Linked DNA regions of Homo sapiens: region 2 is linked to region 1. The links are chromatin contacts, found by Hi-C or POLR2A ChIA-PET in ENCODE. All regions are on one chromosome and are shown on one strand. Each heading gives the region's core, a stretch centred on a gene start or an enhancer-like site at or near the end of the contact. The rest is flanking DNA. Distances are from core to core; before and after follow the strand shown. Region 1 has its middle 51 kb from the start of APLN. Region 2 has its middle 25 kb from the start of BCORL1.

Region 1 (4,127 bases), core at 1,327-3,826:
ACTAGGTTAAAAGTATCTAAAGTTCATGGAAGTTTCAGCACTCTTCATTGAACACAGGTAGAATTAAATCACATTTTCCTCTCTTGCCTCTTTCACTGTCCATCAATGTTTCAAGTTATTTTGAAAGTGTCAACAATGGTTGGGAGGTGATCTCACTGCTGAAAGGTAATGACTTCGATCTTCTCTGGAGAGGGGTCAGCTGGGAAGGAACGATGGAATCAATCGAGGCAGTTGGAGAGGCGGGGAGAAACACAGTTGTGACCTGGGAAGAAACAGACTAATCCCTGGCCAGAAGATGGCACAGCAAAGTGGAGAGGAAGGAGACCAAAAGGGAATGGGGCTTGTTACAGGTTCAGTTGTATCCCCCCAAAATCGATATGTTGAAGTCCTAATCCCCAGTACCTGTGAATGTGACCTTATTTGGAAATAGACTCGTCACAGATATAATTAGTTAAGTAAGATGAGGTTATACTGGGAGTAGGGTGGGCCCTAATCTAATATAACTGGTTTCCTTATAAAAAAGGGAAATTTGGACAGAGACACACACACAGGGAGAACACTGTGTAAAGGCAAAGGCAGGGATCAGGGTGATGCATCTCTAAGCCAAAGAATGCCAAAAATTGCCAGCAAACCATCAGAAGCTCAGGATGGGCATGAGACAGATTCTCTTTCACAGCCCTCAGAAGGAACCAACCCTGCTGACCTCGATTTCACACTCTGGCCTCCAGATCTGTGAGACAACATGTTTCTAAGCCTCCCACTGTGGTACTTTGTTACTGCAGCCCTGGGAAACTAATACAAGGATTTTGGAGCCATGGAATAGTGGTAAAATCGTAATAGAATTTCTTCACTCACTTCTAGGACTGTTGGACCTGATACGTGGGGGTGATGGCTGAAGGATAGAAGTTTCCTCCTCTACCATTCTATCATCCCCTCCACAATCACATTTCTCATTTCTTTTCTTTTTTTTTTTTTTCTCTCTTTTTTTTTTTTTGAGACAGAATTTCGCTCCTGTTGCCCAGGCTGGAGTGCAGTGGCGCGATCTCGGCTCACTGCAACCTCTGCCTCCCAGGTTCAAGTGATTCTCCTGCCTCAGCCTCCTTAGTAGCTGGGATTACAGGCACATGCCACCACGCCCGACTAATTTTTCATATTTTTAGTAGAGACAGGGTTTCACCATGTTGGTCAGCTGGTCTCGAACTCCTGACGTCAGGTGATCCACCCACCTCGGCTTCCCAAAGTGCTGAGATTACAGGTATGAGCCACATTTCTTGAACGAGTTGTCTCCACTTGTTGTCCCCACTTTCTTACCTCCACTCACCCCTCAACCCTTTCTAGCCCATTCCTCTGACATGATTCTCACCAAGGTCACCAGCAACCTCCATGCTGCCAAAACCAAAGGTCGTTTCTCAGTCCTCACCTAACCCAACCTCTCAGCAGCATTCCACCCCTTCTTCAGGAACACTCCCTTCACCGGGGTGCAGGAACTCCACACTCTTCCCAGAGTTCCTGCTGCCTCACCAACCACTCCATCTCCATCTCCATTGCAGGCTCCTCTACTTTCTTGGCCCCGCCACTAGATGATGGCATGTGCTGAGGTTTAGGCTTGGGTCACTTCTCTTCTTACTCTATACTCTCTCTCTCGCTCCATAAACCCCACTCACTCCTCTGTCTGCAGCTGTCTCCAAACTCTATCTGAAGCAGTCTGTTGCTGCCACCATACACTTCAGACTTGTTTACAGTGGCATTACATCCTATTCAGGTTTACATCCTTTTTTTTTTTTTTTTTTTTTTGAGACAGAGTCTCGATCTGTCACCCAGGCTGGAGTGCAGCTGCATGATCTCAGCTCACTGCAACCTCCACCTCCCGGGTTCAAGCGATTCCCCTGCCTCAGCCTCCCGAGTAGCTGGGATTACAGGCGTGCGCCACCACGCTTGGCTAATTTTTGTATTTTTAATAGAGATGGGGTTTCACCATGTTGGTCAGGCTGGTCTCGAACTCCTGACCTTGTGATCTGCCCGTCTTGGCCTCCCAAAGTGCTGGGATTACAGGCGTGAGCCACTGCGCCTGGCCAACCATGCTCATTTGTTTATATATTGTCTATACTTGCTTTGGGGCTGCAACAGCAGAGTTGAGTGGTTGCTACAGAGACTGTATGGTCTGCAGAGTCTAAAATACTTACTATCTGACCCTTTACAGAAAGTTTGCCAAACTTTGATCTAGACCAAGCTTGTCCAACCAGTGGCCCGTGGGCTGCATGCGACCCAGGACAGCTTTGCAGGCAGCCCAACACAAATTCATAAAATTTCTTAAAACATTATGAGATGTTTTTGTGATTTGATTTTTTCTTTCTTTTTTTTTCTTTAGCTTTTCAGCTATCGTTAGTGTATTTTATGTGTGGCCCAGGGAAGCCAAAAGATTGGACAGCCCTGATCTACACTGTGGTCTCAGCCTTCACCACTGAAGGCTTGGGGTCCCTTAACATAGTCAGACAGCCAGATGGGAAGGGCTCCCTGGCAGAACCTCCCACGGCCTGCGCACTGGGAAGAATGCGAAGTGGGGTGGAGCCACATAAGTTCCTGTCATTTGCAGCCGGGAGGCGCCAGGCCCCTCCTCTTCCTGGGTGGAACCTGAGATTCAGCAAGCGGAGACAACTCTTTCAAGAAATGTGGCTCACGGCCGTGATCCCAGCACTTTGGGAGGCTGAGGCGGGTGGATCACCTGAGGTCAGGAGTTCGAGACCAGACTGGCCAACATGGTGAAACCCCGTCTCTACTAAAAATACAAAAAATTAGCCGGGCGTGGTGGCGTGCACCTGTAATCCAGCTACTCCTCAGGGGATATAGTAAAGACTAATGACCAAAACTCGAGAGAAAGGAGGGGGCTTGCCATTCCTAGGGCATGGCTCACCATCTGCTGCCAGAGGACATTGGAAGTCAAAGGGAGGCACCAGCAGTGGGTCAGTGACAGCTTCAGCCTCTGCACTACATCCTGAGGTGTCCCCAGTCCTCATAGCACATGCCTGCAGTCTGAAGACAAGAGAGGGAGCTGAGTTTCCTGAGCCAGGCTCCTGTTCAGTCACCCCAGACCAGCTTCAAGCTCTGGCCCACAAAGTCATCTGGGGTCTGGTTGTCTCTCAGCTCCCCTCCTTGGGACATGGATCCTCACCTCTTGCCATACACAGGCTCCAGTGTGGAAGGGATACAGGATGGGGCATTTGGGGGTTCTTTCTGACTGGCTGTGACCCCAGAGAGGGAGGTGTCATGCTGGAGAGTTGGACAGCCACCCTCTATGGCGACCAGCCCTACCACCCGGCCTGGAAACATGCCCACTGTGGGGAACCCAATTGTGAGATTCCCCTCTGCCTCACCCCAGTTTTCTGGGCGGAGATGTCCACAGGCAAGTGTGGGCGGGTCCTCTGGCACATTAAGCTTTATCTGTAGGCTGGTACCTATGAAATCTGGAAGGCTGGGGATTTCGGAATCTCTGACCCATTCAACCTGGAGCATCTTGCTGAGTCCCACCAAGAATGGAGACCTCAGGGCCTAGTTGTTTGATTTGCGAAATGTCATTTTAGGCCACCTCCTTACCAGCGGGTCCACTGCACAAATGTCTTGCTCAGATCCTTAAGAGCTGAGGAGTGCCAACAGCACTCCTGACGGATGGGTGGCCAGCAGCAGAGGCAGGAGCCCTGTGCCCTGCCAGGGGAGAATCAGGAATGAAAAGCTTTCCCAGTGCTGGCTGGGCGCGGTGGTTTACGCCTGTAATCCCAGCACTTTGGGAGGCCGAGCTGGGTGGATTATGAGGTCAGGAGATCAAGACCATCCTGGCTAACATGGTGAAACGCTGTCTCTACTAAAAATACAAAAAATTACCTGGGCGTGGTGGCACGCGCCTATAGTCCCAGCTAGTTGGGAGGCTGAGGCAGAAGAATCGCTTGAACCCAGGAGGCAAAGGTTGCAGTGAGCCCAGATCGTGCCACTGCACTCCAGCCTGGGTGACAGAGCGAGACTCTGTCTAAAACAAACAAACAAACAAAAAACAACTTTCCCAGTGCTTACAAATCCATCTTCCATCTCACCTCGGCCTGCAGTGTGCTGTGTGACCACTAAGAGGCACTGTGAGG
Region 2 (4,542 bases), core at 549-3,048, 350 kb after region 1:
GCGCACCTATGGTCCCAGCTACTTATGAGGTTGAGGTGGAGGGATCGCTTGAGCCCAGGAGGTCAAGGCTGCAGTAAGCCATGATCGCTCCAATGCACTGTAGCCTGAGCAACAGAGCAAGAGACCCTGTGGAAAGAAAGAAAGAAAAAGACAAGAAAGGAAAGACAAGAAAGAAAAAAAGGAAAAGAAAGAAAGAAAGAGAGGAGGAAGGAAGGAAAGAAGGAAGGAAGGAGAAAAGAAAATGGCTGGAAGTCTGGATTCCTAATTTCTATCATTCAACAAAGAAACATTTATTGTCTTCTATGTGCCGGGCACTTTAGTAGACACTGAGGTGAGATGATAAATATTGAGACCCTATCTCCATCATTGAGGTACTCCTAATCTAGCACAGGTGATGAAAACACAGTCAAATAGCCCTAGGGCAGTGTGCCATCAGAGAGAATAATGGAGGCTTGCTAAAGTAGCACTCAGCTAGTGGGGTGGGGGTCTGAAGAGACTTGGTGAGGGACACGGTTGCTTAATTGAGTCTTAAGCATCAACCCTGCTCCCATTCCCAAGCTGTGTTTTGTTACCATTTTTTTTAGATAGGGTCTTGCTATGTTGGCCAGGGCAGTCTCGAACTCCTAGCCTCAAGCAATCCTCTCGCCTCCGCCTGCCAGTGTTGTGATGACAGGCGTGAGCCACCGCGCCTGGCCTCAAACTGTTTTAAACCTCTATTCCTAACTCCCTGTGTGAGCTCAGCAAAATATTGGGCTCTCTGGGCAGCCTCGGTTTCTTTCATCTTCAGAATGGGGGCAGTAATCTCTGAAGTGGGCCCGAGTGTGCTGTGTGCTCTATCTCCCATCTCGCCTGGTCCTATGTCTAACATCAACCCCCATGCGAGGGCATAAGACCAATTTCCTTAAGATACAACGCAAACATGTGGCAGAGCTGAAGAGTACGGAATAATGAGAGATGGAAGGAGTGGAAGCGAGATGGGGTTTCGCGCAAGGGGTGTGGCCCCAAAGGAAGGTGCGGGAAAAGGTAGGGGTTAAACCTCTATTCGGATTTAACCACCTTCCTGGATTTAACCATCTTTCCAAAGCTTCTCCTCTCTAACGTTGAAGCGGGAGCTAAGTAGCAGCAATGGGTTCCCTCCCCACCTCCCCCCCACCCCCGCAACCTTATGCAGCCGATCTTAAGGACCAGGTACTGAGGAATGGGCTGTCCTTTCCGACCTGCACCCCTCAACGATTGGGATCGCTTTAGTTTCTCCCTGGAGTCGAGCATTTGCCTGCACTTAAAAAAAAAAATCCCAAACCTGGACCCCCTTTGGGGAGGGGGTTAACAGTTTCCTTAAGTTTTCTCTAGTCTGAGTAAAGAAGGACTTCCTTCTACTCGTCCTCAACTATCCCCTGGGGCTTCAGCGGGGCGCGAGAGCTCGGGTCTGGGCCGGGGGCCGAGCAGGCTGCGCTGCCCCTCCAGGATTTCCTGCACTCGACGCGGCGAGGCCGGCTCGAACTTCGGCCTCCGACGAAGGCAACTCCGCTTCCCTTTAAAATGCAGCAACTCCCGGCCCCCGCCCCCGCCCCTCGGGCCGCCTCCTCCCCCTCCCCCTCCGCCCCTGCCCAGGCCCCGGCTCCTCCCCGAGCCCTCGGCGTGGGGGCCTCCTTGCCACCTGCCCGCTGCCCATCCCACATGCAAAGCGTGACCGCCGGGGAAGGAAGCCGAGCGCGCGCGCCCACACCGGCCCTGCGCCGCGGCGACAGCGAGCAGCTCGCCTACTCCGTCCGTCTGCGCTTACCCAGCATGCACTTCCAGGCCCTGAGCTATCTCGGAGCCGCAGCCCCGGGGTCAGAGCGGCCGGAAGAAACAGGAAGTTTGGGACGGTCCTAGTCGTGGGGCCGGGAGTCCTAAAAGACAGGCCCTGAACTCCGTGCTGCCTCTCCCTTCCCCCGCTCCCTCCCTCTGGCGGACTTCCCTGGGGTCCGTTTCGGGGGCTGGCCTGAACTCCGAAAATCCAGATGTGTTTGGGGGTCATTCAAGGCACACTCCCAGGGTTCCCTTCGCGGTAGCATCTCCTGGCTTTATGGATCGAGGGGTGGGAGGAGGAGGGAGTGCTCCCGCCCTGGTGGGGTGGTAGTCCCCGAGGGGGCGTTGTCTTCTGCCCGCCGAGAGGGGGAAGGACGCTAGATTGGGGTGGAGGTTGGGGGGCTGGAGATTTGTCTCCCACGGCCAATTCCTGGGCGGATAGGGCAGTGGTTAGAACCTATGGCGGAGTCCGGACTTACTGGCTCTCCTTCCCACTGCCAGTTAGCTTTGCTCTAATCTGCCCTCCACATTGACTTAGGCTGCCCCATTACCCTCAGCACTATCTCACAGACCTGCGCTGCTGCTCACCAGGGGCACCGGGCAAGGGAGCCCCATTCCTAGTGCAGAGAACACAAAGGGCATGCCCTGTTGAAAGTGATCTCCATTCGCACACCCCTTTGGCCAGGCAGGAAGGAGTGGACTCTCACTTCCCTTGGCTTCCCTCTCAGTCCCCACCCTACCTCAGCGTTAGCTAAACCACTGACCCAAGCAACCTCAACTGTCCCCACACGAGCCTCTCGCTGGCCAGTAGCTGAAAGGAGTGTGGGTCATGGTTGATCCCAGTGGGCCATTTTGATCCCAGTATGCCATCTGGCCAATCCTTTTCGGCTTGTGCAGACTAGCCGTTTGGGTGGACATACTCATTCTATAGCTTCACACTCCCAGCCAGGGACTTTTCCCTTCCCGCTCACTAGAGGTTTCCAAGTTCTCCTTGATGTAGTCGACTCATTGCATCTTCCTAGATTTGCTGAGAGGAGGTGGTGGGGAGTGAAGAACTAGGAAGAATATTTTGGAGGTGGAAAACTGTAGATGAAAACTCATTGGCTGTAGAATGAATGTAATGATTGTAAAGTGAGACTGTCATGGCCATCACAGACATTCCCAGGCAGAATTAATTGGGCTTTCCCCTGCGCTCCCATAGATTAGGATTTATACCTCTATTATCACATTGTATTGTAATTATTTGTTGACATGTTTCTCTCCCCCATAGATGGGGAGCTCCTGGAGGGCAGAGACTATGCCTTATTTATCTGTAGACCTCCCTGCACAGATCCTTGCTTACAAAAGAGATATTGAATACATGTACTAGAAATGGAAGGGGATCCAACAGGATGACCTTCAGGACCTCGTTCAGCGCTAATATCCTGTGATGCAACTTAAACATGTGCCCACAGATGTTCTCACGTTCACATAAACACACAAATACACAAAATACCATCATGCCACAGTCGGGGTGTCACTCCTTGGAAAGTGAACAGATGTTACATGATGCCAAGTAAATGGCCTTTTGAAAGTTGAATCTCCAAACCTAAACATCTGAAGTGTCGACAGGCAACGTCACAACTGGTTGGGCTGATTTTGTTTACTGCCCTGACTTTTTAAGCAACCACAGCCCTACATAATAGAAACAGTGAGGATTTGAGCTTGAAAAGGCCCTGAGATGCTCTGGTACAAGTCTTTTCATTTTACAGATGAGAAGGTCCCTGGTCCAAAGTCAGACAGGAGCAGAAATGTCAGTCCTGTAATTCTTGACACTCGGAGCTTGCACGTGTGACACGTTTGTATGCAGACACCTGCCTGAACCTGCACACATGGCTGCTGACATGCATAGACGTGGTTGCATCCCCAACCACGTGTGCCACCACGACACAGGGGTACACCCTTCCCCCAAAACTTACCAAGCAAGTGAAGATGGCCCTATCCCCGTGTAGGGGGAGGCAGGGCTGGCTGCTGCTGATCAGAGAAGGGAAGGCAGGGGTCACCTGGGCTGGGCAGCCCTTGCCAGAGTGTGAAGGGGACCGAGAAGCCCATAGGTTTGCAGCTGTCATTGAATGTGCTCGGCTCACCCAGCTCCCCTCGGCTCTTCTCCGTCTCTCGGTCTGCAGAGGGCGAGGAGAGGAGACGCTCCCGGCTCATTCCAGCGAGCCGTGTGCACGCTGCAGGCGTGGTATGTGAGTAAGCGGCGCGCTTCCAGCTGCTGCCTTATACTTTGAGGGCTGACAGGCCGCCCCCTCCCCGCTAAACAAAACTGTGTAGTGGGGCCGCCCTCACCCACCACTGGCCTCTCTTCACACGGGCATGATTAAGGCAACCAGGACCGCAGCAAGCCCTTCTCAAAAGGAGAGAAATTATGGCTTTTTCTCCACCTCGCCTGACTGCCTTTTCCTAGGGGATCTCCTCTCTCAGACCCACCTCCAACTGGAAATCTACGCAGAGTTAACCCCCTACCTGCCTCAGATAGCCTCACTACAGCACACTCTTGTAACACTCCAGTGGAGAGTTTGCACCCTAACCATGGGTGCCTGCTTATATTTCCCATTAGGGTCCTGTCTCCCACCTCCACCCCATTCAATACTATCATCCCTGTCTTACCTTTGTATAGTGCTTCATAGCTTTCAAAGCACTTTCCCATGCATGTCTTATTTCACCTTTACCACACCTCATAAGGCAAGTATTAGTAGCTTCACTTTA

Evidence for each region. Hi-C counts contacts between places; a loop is a spot of excess contacts on that map. ChIA-PET counts read pairs that join two places held with the same protein, here RNA polymerase II (POLR2A). Pooled maps may share reads with other maps.
Region 2: a pooled map shows a loop between it and region 1 (5-fold over the local background). The contact joins two enhancer-like sites. A Hi-C loop is called at or near these places in 6 of 50 pooled maps. POLR2A ChIA-PET finds 5 or more read pairs at or near these places in 2 of 52 experiments (IMR-90 and activated T-cell).

Annotation. Positions count from the first base shown.
Region 1 is chrX:129,601,500-129,605,626 of GRCh38, forward strand. No RefSeq gene overlaps it. Among named protein-coding and RNA genes, the nearest start is that of APLN, 51 kb to the right of the region's middle. RefSeq lists an enhancer at 1-93. Within about 2 kb of position 2,577, at least 20 of the 41 ENCODE cell types and tissues checked have a DNase peak (open chromatin) inside an H3K27ac peak, as active enhancers do.
Region 2 is chrX:129,955,678-129,960,219 of GRCh38, forward strand. No RefSeq gene overlaps it. Among named protein-coding and RNA genes, the nearest start is that of BCORL1, 25 kb to the right of the region's middle. RefSeq lists an enhancer at 3,409-3,909. Within about 2 kb of position 1,799, at least 24 of the 41 ENCODE cell types and tissues checked have a DNase peak (open chromatin) inside an H3K27ac peak, as active enhancers do.